2 separate regions of the Mus musculus genome follow, and region 1 is linked to region 2. A link is a contact called in ENCODE POLR2A ChIA-PET data. All regions are on one chromosome and are shown on one strand. The core of a region is the stretch at or near the end of the contact, and the rest is flanking DNA. Distances in the headings are between cores, read along the strand shown.

Region 1 (4,674 bases), core at 1,021-3,520, 200 kb before region 2:
GAGGAAGGCCTGGCTCCAGCCTGCTGAAGGGCTTTTGGCCAGACCTGGCCCCGCCTGTCCTCTAAGGCCTGTGAGGGAAGCAGGAGTTTTAGAGACAGAGGTGACCTCAGAGGGTGAGGACCAGTGTGGGATGGGGCCACAGGGGCAGAAGCTCTGTGACCCCACCATGTAGCCACTAAACGTACCCTAATGTCAGCATAAAATGTCAGTCTCTGGAGCCTCCTGACTTCTCGTGGGAATCTGAGCTGAGGCTGTTCCTGGCTTTACAGGCAGGTAAGTATGGCAGGGTCAGTCTATGATACAGACCCCTGATACAGGAGTCCATGCCTGACCAGAGACTGAGGAAACACAGACGTGCATGCACATAGGCAGCAGTGCACCATGTGACCTGTGACCATGGACTCAGCTCCAGGGCCTGCCCTGTATCACGGTGTGGGATGAGGGGTGGAACACAGACCAAAGGTTCACTAAGAGTGGACCTGTGTCCATGCTGGCTCCCCAGAACCCTAAAACCAAAACTCATCCAGGTTCCTGAATGCCAGAGAGCAGATGTGAGTGTTGGGGCTGAGCTAACTCTGGCTCACAGAGCAGGAGGAGACTGAGGCTTGGCATTCCAACTGCCCTGACATCAGAGGGCTGGGACGTGTGGGAGCCACACTTAAGCCACACTGGGGAGGGGAGTTCCCCTCTGAGGTCTTCCTGCCTCCTTGGTAACCAGCAGATGGGAGGGGCGGCAGGGTGGCTGACAGTCATCCAGTGATTAGAAACTGGGGGAGGGGGCACTCTGCTCCCACCAAGCCTGTTACCCCTCTTTGGCTGCCAGACCTTAAGATCTGCAAAAGACACAAGGGAAAGCTGCCGGAACCTGGGCCAGGCTCAGTGAGCAGCACTGCCCTCACCTACTCCTCCCTGGCAGGGCAAGATCACAACGTGGGGAAGACAGGTGAGGCTCTTTAGCAGGGATGCGAGAGAGTTTCAAGGACAAGGCAGAGAGCAAGCAAGAAGCCAACGAGTGTCCTTTACCTGCAATATAGGGTTCATCAAGGGGTGCGGTGTGCACAGGGAGAGTGGCTGGATCCTGCCATGCATGATGGAGGGCCAGTGAACTGCATATGAAATGTGAGAGTTTCCCACAATGCCTTGCTCTTTCACCTACTTAAGAAATCTCAGATGCTAGCTAGAGGGCTGACTGGGAAAAAGCACTTGCCTTTAAATCTAACAACCCGAGTTCAGTCCCTGAGACTCGTGTAAAAAGTGTGAGAAGAGAACTGAGTCGATAGTCCTTGTCCTTTGACCGGCACGCATGTCCTGATGTGCTTACCCCAGCCCTCCTAAAATAAATCAAATGAAGAAGAGGAGAAGGAAAAGAAAAGGAAGCAGGAGCCTCTGCATCAAAATAGTTCATTGCTCTCACCCTTTTGCCTTCTTTTCCACTGTTTCAAACCCAACACAAGGGTAGGTTCTTGGGAGCAGGAAGCCCCACAGATTTGCTGATGCTTCTGCCCACTGACCGCGTCTGCACACAGGATCAGCAAGAAGCTGGCCAGGTCTTCACCTCAGCTTGCTCAGTAGCTCTGCTCGCTGGATCCCAGGCTCATGCTAAGGAATGCTTAGAGGTTCTTCTAGAATTCAAAGTCAGGTCCAGAGCCTGTGCAGGCCCAGTGTGGGCAGAAGTCAGCCCTCATGAAAGCAAAGCATACCCACGGGCACCACAGAGGAGCCTGCACAAGAGCCTGGAGAACCAGGGGTTTTCCTGAAATGGTTTTGTCTCTGTTTTCCTGATGAGGAACGAAAGCCATGGGGCTTCTACAACACAGGGGTGCTAGAGTGGACTCGGGCTGGGGATGTCTGAGCAGAGCGCTGAGCTTAAGTCTTCCAAGACCTTCATGTCATAATAGCAGGTACCAGGCAAAGGTGAAAAGAATGTGACTCCCTTGTCACCAGAGCCTGTGGGGATTTGAGGGGTTACATACAGATTCTAAATGCCCCAGAAAGGATGTTTAATCACAATGATGACATGACATGCACAATACCCTGAGGTGAAGGAGCAGCTTTTCAGGGTGGCCATGTAGGGCTGCAGGATGATCCCTAGGACATACTGTGACCATCCCAAGTAAAGGACACTGAGGCCCAGAGAAGAGACCACATCTGCCCAAGACAGAAGTGATAGAACACAAGTTCAAAGTCAGAAGGTAATGAGGTTCAGCAGACACCTCAGAAGCTGGCCAGGTGCCAGAGGCCTGGGAGGGGCAGCCCCGGTGTCCAAGCCATGCCAAGAACAGTACAGAAAGGCCAAGGCTTGTGGCCTTGGGCCCCTTCAAGGGAAAAGAATGAAATGCCAACATTCCTTTGTTCAAAAACTCAACTATCTGAAGGGTGGGGAACAGGGTTGGGGACCATGCTTTTAACACTCCCTTTGTTTGCTAGTGGAAAATATATACACCAGGAGACCCAAAGTCCCCAAAGCCCAGGGCCCTGCCTGGGAATGTAGTACAAAAGGCCCAGGCATGGCAGAGGCCACCCAAACGAAGCCTCCTGCAGATGAAAACAGCTGACTCATCCCTGTAGGAATCACAACACAGCTCCTGATGGTCCCTAGGTTTGCTTCCTTGAAGCCAAGGAGAGGGATTCTCATCTTGTGGTAGCCTGGGACAGACCTTCCTCTCCCCTGGCTCCTGGCTATCCATGAGGCCTCATCCCAGTCATTTCAGAGGCGAGAGGCCACCCCTGACTGAGCACCCTGAGTTAGGAGCACATGCTTACAGGGAGAGTGATATACTCAGGGGTTTCTAATCAACTTCCATGAGCTGTGAGGATGCCCTGAAATGCAAGTTCATGAGTTACCCCAATGCCATTAACACAAGGAGATTATCTGCATGCTGGGACTTGCCCATCTATTGCTCATGAGTGGCCTGTAACAAGCCAAAGGGGGAAGACTAAGGGATGAGGTCACACAAGCCACTCACTCCTAACACTCACTCCCTTTTGAGGCCACAAAAGAACTATCCACAAGACACATCAAGATCAGACCAACCAAACTGAGCACAGCTCAAACTTCCAGCAACTAGTCATGAGCTCAACAAATAGTACTTGGTTAAAACCACCATGTTTGGAGATGATTGTTACACACTAAGAGCTAACTGATATATATTTTTTGCTATCAACTCACCTTTTCATTTGCATAATACATAAATGCATTTTTCTCTGTGTGATAAAGAATGTTTTTCCCAAAATACATTAAGAAAACTATAATTTTCAAATACCTGTACATCTCTCAACAGGAATCCCATGGAAGAATGATACATTTTCCTCATCTGACAGTTAAAGAAACTGAGGCTCAAAGGTAAAGTAGGGGGACTTCCCTACAAAAATCAAATAGCCGTTTGGCGGTAAACTAGGATTCAACTCTAGCTCGTACAAGACAAAGGCACAGAGTGTTTGTTCTACAGCTGTGTGTCCTCCTTCCCTCCAGAAACAGGGTATGCCACAATCACAGAGGAAGATACTGTCCCCTCTTGACCTGCCCACACCACTCCTCCCTCCCAAGATGTAGCCTTACTCCCAGAACTCGATGACGGGTGAGGTGAAGTTGGCAGTGCTAAGGGAGACCCAGTGACTCTCGTTCCTACGCAGGGTGTCCTCCATGCACTGTGGTGTGTTCCAGCTATGGTTGCAGTGGGCCCAGGGAAGATCCTTCTGGAAAGAGTGGAATAGGTAGTATGTGGCCCAGGCCAGGATGACGATGTAGTACACGTTCAGGAGGGACACAATGACGATGGATGCGTAGCCAATGCCTGTGGGTGGGACAAGCAAATAGACACATGTCACAAAGGAGGCACTTTCAACTGGGGAGGCACTGATGTGCCCAGTCTGTGGGACAAAGGGGCCATCTCAACAGTAAGCAGGAGAGAGTCGCAGGATGAAGGAGCAACTGGATAAAGGGACAAGTGGCTGAATGGTTAGAGAAATGGCAGCTGGAGGAGTCACAGGATGAATGGAAGAAGTGGGGTCAGGACACTGACTGTGCAGTTGGATGGTTGGATGGAAACATGCATGGAGAGATAGATGAAAAAATAGATGGGCCAATATATAAATAGATGGGTAGAAATATGAATGAATGAATGAATGAATGAATGAAACCTTGGATGGATAGGAATATGGAAAGATGGGTAGATGAAGAGAAAGATGGAGGAAGAATGGATGGATAGACAGATGGATGGATGGATAGATGGAAAGATGGATGGAAATATAGATGGACAGATGGATGGTAGATGGATAGAAATATGGATGAATAGAAACTTGAATGGATAGAAATATGGAAAGATGGGTGGATGAATAGAGAGATGGATGGATGGATGGATGGGTGGATGGATGAATGGTAGGTGGATAGAAATATAGAAGAATGAATGGATGGACACATGAATGGATAGATTTGCTATCATTCTGTCTTCACAGTAACTCCATAGAGTGAGAATATTGCTTTCTAGATGAAGAAATTGAGGCTCAATAACTTCCCTAAAACCACCCCAAGGAGAAGGAAGCAAGGCCTGAACCCCAGATCTCCAGGCTCCTGCATCCTAAGACAGCAGCCAGCTCACTCATCCAAACACCCACAAAGACCCCAAGGGGACTTTCTAAATAGTCAGGAACCTGCTGTATCTCCCTTCCTTCCCC
Region 2 (5,168 bases), core at 485-2,984:
ACTGTTGCTGCTTCTACTGACCTGAGATTGCATTTTGAAAAACACTCATCCAGACATTGGCTCTGAAAGCGGCTACACACTAGACTTCTTAGAGGAGATGTTTTACTCTTTTGTTTGTTTGTGTTTAAATATCAACCCAGAAGGCTCTAGAAACTGTGACTTAGTTGGTGTAGGATATTTTGATCATCAAGAATTTTATGAACTTGGCAAGTGGGGCTGTTGCTCAGCACAACTGGAGATGATTCTAAGGGGAGGGAGGGTCCAGTGGGAAGGGACTTAGGAGGCACTGAGCCTGACCTGTGTGAGGAATAGCAAAGCAGCCAGTGGGTTTGGTTTGAAGGAGGAGAGGAAGGTGAGAAAGGCAGGTGGGGTAAGAGGTGGGTGAGATGGGCCATGTATCTGAATGCTGCTCCAGTGGTCTGGGGAGCCTGGGGGTCGGCAGCAAGCTGGGCCTTCTGTCTGGAGAGTCTTTACTCCAGTCAATCCGAGGCCAGCTATCTTTTTACCAATCTTGGATTCTCCCTAGCGATGTGCGGCTGTGATGAAGGATGAAGGTGCTCCACTGTTGCAGGATATTTGATCACAGTGTGAACCCTGAGATTGTTTTGTTCACTGGAAAAACCCGTTTCTAGTTGTAGTGTGGCTCGATCTTAGTACACACCTTTAATTCTAAACAACGAAGAGAAAGTTAGTTTGTAGAAGGAAGCACCCATATTTGAAAGTGAGAATGAGAAGGTAAAGACAGAATGAGCCAGAGAATGAGAAGGAGCCAGAAGATTAGAACAGATTGCTAGAGTTAGTTTGAGGCCGAGTAGGGCAATTCAGTCAGAGACCAAGAGAAGCCAGATTCAATCAGTCAGCTTGGAGAGGAGTTTGAGCCAGAACAGCTGAGTTGAACCAGTCAGCCAGAGCTCAAAAAGAAATAGAAACAGTGAATTTGTTCAGCAGTAAGTTTCAGAAGCTGAGACATTCTAGGCCTAGCTAAGATTGTATGGTTGCTAGAAGCTTCTAGGATTAGGCCTAGGTTAGCAGATTGAGGCAGTAGGCCTTGGAGACAACAATTAGTACAGGTAAATAAAAGTTCCTTTTACACGCCACAGCTTTCTTCTCATATTTTGAATACTGCCCATGGATTTGAAACCTTTGAAAAAGAAGTCTAGACAAAGTAATAAAGTACTGTGTTGTGGAACAGGGACTTGGCAGGTAGGGGACATCTTCAGTCATTCACAACAATGTGAGTGCTTCTACTTATACATTGTTAAGATGGTACATTTTATCTTATGCTGTGTGTGTATATATGTATGTGCACATTGGTAAAATGGTGTGTGTGTATGTGTGTTTGTGTGTATTGTGAGAATACAGGTGCAGGCCACCAGAGCACATGAAATAAATAGTTTGGGACAACTATTTACTTTGACAGAATGATTCCTTACATGAAGTTCTACACGTGGCTTACCTACAAAGCAGGGCATCTGGGCTCCAAAGACATGATTGTTTGACATGCAGCATGGCAGAAACATCAGCCCGAAGAGCAAGGCCGGCTGCTTTGATCCCTCCTGCAATGGCTCTGCCCTCTAAGGATATCGTGCAATCCAGTGTGCTTGAACTAAACCCGAGTGTTGCCACACAATTCTCTCCACATCTATTTTGACTCTGGCAGTTGCTAACCTTGCTTCTAGGAAAAGGTGGGGGTGGGGACCCCTGTTGGTGAGACTCTACTGTTCTGAGCATGTGAGAGCGCTGGCTGAGCGGAGGCAGGGATGAGCTGCTCCTGGGTAGCTTTCAGCAACACTCCTGGGCCCTGATAGTTGGCAGAGGCCTGGCACCAGCTCTGTCACCCTGCCGTGAGGATGACCTGCCCTTTCCCTCCGTTATTTGAGCTCTGGGCCAGAGCTGATGGTGATGTCATCGTCTTGTGATGTTGTTAGGTGACCTTGGTCATGAGGCTGGTTCTGCTTGTTTCTCTCACACCTGACAACTGAGATGAGAAAAGCATTGCTGGGAACCAAAGAGGGAAAGACGGAGGACCCTGCAAGGGAGAACTCTGCCAATCCCCAAACCCTAAGCACAACTGCCTTGGATCCAACCTAGTTTCTAGTGGTTCTAGGCCTGGAAAAGCTGTAAAGGAAAAAGAGAAGAAGACATCAGTGAGGGCTGGGCGCAGTTCAGTAACAAAGCACTTGGCTAGCTCCTATCTTATGAAGGAAGAAACTGGATTGAAGGGACTGAGTCTAGTGTTCAGCTAGTTGTAAATGCAAGGTTTCTTGTCTCCTCATCTGTATCCTTACCTTGTAATACAAATGATGGCTCTCGGGTATCTTTCAATCTCTCTAAACCTGTTGAATCAATAACAAAGTGCCCTTAGGTTGGGAGGACAGCACAAATGAGGACATTCAGGCTGACAGCAGGAACAAGAATCTGCTCAGTAAGATGGCAAAGTCTGGCCTTGAACTCCCTGCCCCACAAAGCTCAGCTCCACCAGCGAGATACACCCAGGACCAGAGTGCTGGGGAAACCATCTTGCCTAGACTGTGTGTGCTCTTGTGGATGGTTCCAGCTCAGCATCACAGGAGCCGCCACTGTTAGGATACTTTGCCTGAAAACGGTCTCCTGGGGCTGTGGAGCATGTGATGTTGTCTGTCCTGTGCTTCTGGAAGCACGGTTGGATTTTCACATAGTTTGCATTTAAGGAATTAAATGGCACAGTTTGCCATCTAATATGTTGACAATGAACCGAGACAAACTGAAAGGGAATAGTGAAGAGTGTAGCACCCTCTAGTGTCAAAACAAGCTCTTGACTGATCCTGGAAACTTGAATAAGAGCAACAGACCTGGTATGCTACATAGTAGGTTGTGGTGATGGCTGTGTGCTTCACAAGCAACAAGAAAAGATTTTAAGTTTTCACCAGAAATAAACTAAATTTAATTATTCTAAAATACATGTTTGGAGATAAACATTTATATTCACTAAGATCCCACCCAATGTGTACCTGTTTACTTATGTGTGCCTATTTTATGTGCTTGTCTATTGAGATTAAGATCTTGATTCATAGCCCTTGGCTGGCCTAGAACTTGTAATCCTCAGCCCCTTGACTGCTGAGATTACAGTTATCCACCACAATGCCAAGCTCCAGTGTTTAGCTTTTATGTACCAGCTAAAAATACATTTAATTGAGGAAGGAAAAAAAAAAAGACATACAAGTTTAGGTGAATTCTCTTAGAAGTACTCTTCATTTCCCCTTGTGTGAGCAAGTGAGACCCAGGAATGGGGGGAAGCTTGCCAAAAGCCACAAAGCGTGTTGGTGACAGAGTCAAGACTGGCAGGTTTGTTACCCACCTCTGCTTTCTCCAGGAGGCATTTACTCCATAGCGAGCACGGACGGAAGACTGGGTCTCATTTAGCCCAACAGCAGCTGCTCACTCAGAAGGAAGAATCCTACCAAAGGGGAAAAGGAGGGGAGGTGGCTGGCATGTGATCTGAAGGGACCACAGCCCTCAGACTATACACTCTATTCAGGGGCTGCGGAGCTGTGTGAACAGCCCTGCTGCAGCTGAGCCCCACAGTGCCCTGGTTCCATTTCAGAGTGCTATTTGTTGGGTGCTGTGACCTAGGCAGGTCTCTTCCACTCCCTAGGTCTTTGTATTCCCACTGTGAGATCAAAGTACTGAGTGAAGTCAGGCTTTCTCACTTTGTTGAATGCCCAACTAGACGCAGAATTCTCTAGCACTGGCCTCTTTGCTGACCTTCAGCCAGGGTGGTAGTGGTGGTGAGGGATCCTCACTGCTCTGACAGATCCTCACAGAGCCTATCATCCTGAGAGACAGACTCCCTTAAGATGCTCTGCCTCCTTCTCCCTCCCTTCCTTGCTTCAGGCCCTTAGTTGGTCCTGTTGCAGATCCTGGCACATGGTAAACATCTTTGTTCCTCTCTGGTGTGGAGTATGTGTTCACGTGTGTGTGTGTGTGTGTGTGTGTGTGTGCTTGCTTGGAGAGGTCAGAGGTTTATGTTTTATCATTCTCCACCTTATTTTTTGAGACAGGGTCTCTCACTGAACCTGAGGCTTACTGTCTCAGCAAAACTAGCTAGCCAGCAAGCTCTGCTGACCTTCCAGGGCTGGCTTTGCAGGTTCGTTCCGACATACCTTGCTTTTCACATGGGTGCTAGGATCTGACCTTAGATCCTCATGTCCGCTTGGCAAAAAAACACTGAGCTATTTTCTCAGCCCTTGCAAAGTACATTTTAACTGGACAAATCAAAATATTTCAAAGCCAGGTTGCCCTGAAAACGACTTAGGGAGACGGCGTAGAGCAGCTGGACTAAGGCAGCTTAAAGGAGTGACTTCTGTCCACTGCTCATGACCTCTCTGTGCTGCTTCCAACCTGGGGACAATTCCTGGGCTGCTCATGTAGACACTCGTTAGTCCTCACAGCTGACCTTAGGGCACTTCATCTGCTTAGCTGGCACATGGCACAGCTGTGCTTTGTAGCTTGGTTATCTGGCTCCATGATACTGCAAGATCCCCTTGCAACTGTGGGAACTTTCCCAACCCACAAAGGACAACTGGGGGGCTCCTGGCAACACCTCACCCTGGATGTCCATGGCACAGGAAGTGGATGGGAAGAATACCAAGAAAAGAATCCCTCAGGGGTAATCAATATCAGAAACCACAGTGGGGCATGCTGTATCCACACCCATGAAACTTAAACTTCAGCCAAGAAAATAAGAATCGACATGCTCTGTTTGAGTGGAGCAACAGGCCTGCAGGAGTTGAAAACATCGGGCCTTGTAGTCCTCATTTCTTGGTGTTTTCCATGTAAACTGATGCCTGGCTAGGTGCCCGCAGCTGGCGCCTGCTGGTAGTCTCAGGCACATGGTGGCAGAAGATGGCTGAGGGGTGAAAGGAGGTAAGCCTTGCTGAGTTGTGGGGACCCCAGTATTGAAGAATGATGTCCACAGCTTGCCTCTCCAAAGTACCACTGGCCCCTTCTGCCTGCAATGCACAGCATAGCACTGCAGGCCCGGTATCATTTAATCTTCACCCATTCAGCATTGCTGGAGGACAAGCTGTTGGCCAGGCCTCAGCCTGGGGTTGTGAAAACAAGCAGTCACTTGTCTGATGGGACTGTGTTCAACTCTAAGTTCTCAGAAGCAGAGGAGCCAATACCTA

What was found. ChIA-PET counts read pairs that join two places held with the same protein, here RNA polymerase II (POLR2A).
Region 1: POLR2A ChIA-PET joins it to region 2 with 13 read pairs in Patski. The contact joins two enhancer-like sites. POLR2A ChIA-PET finds 5 or more read pairs at or near these places in 2 of 5 experiments (Patski and embryonic stem cell).

Annotation. Positions count from the first base shown.
Region 1 is chr6:91,725,132-91,729,805 of GRCm38, reverse strand. Slc6a6 (solute carrier family 6 (neurotransmitter transporter, taurine), member 6) reads right to left here. Exons shown (of 15, transcript NM_009320.4): 5 at 3,560-3,794. Among named protein-coding and RNA genes, the nearest start is that of Gm44981, 5.6 kb to the right of the region's middle. Within about 2 kb of position 2,270, at least 1 of the 3 ENCODE cell types and tissues checked has a DNase peak (open chromatin) inside an H3K27ac peak, as active enhancers do.
Region 2 is chr6:91,525,042-91,530,209 of GRCm38, reverse strand. No RefSeq gene overlaps it. Among named protein-coding and RNA genes, the nearest start is that of Lsm3, 12 kb to the right of the region's middle. Within about 2 kb of position 1,734, at least 1 of the 3 ENCODE cell types and tissues checked has a DNase peak (open chromatin) inside an H3K27ac peak, as active enhancers do.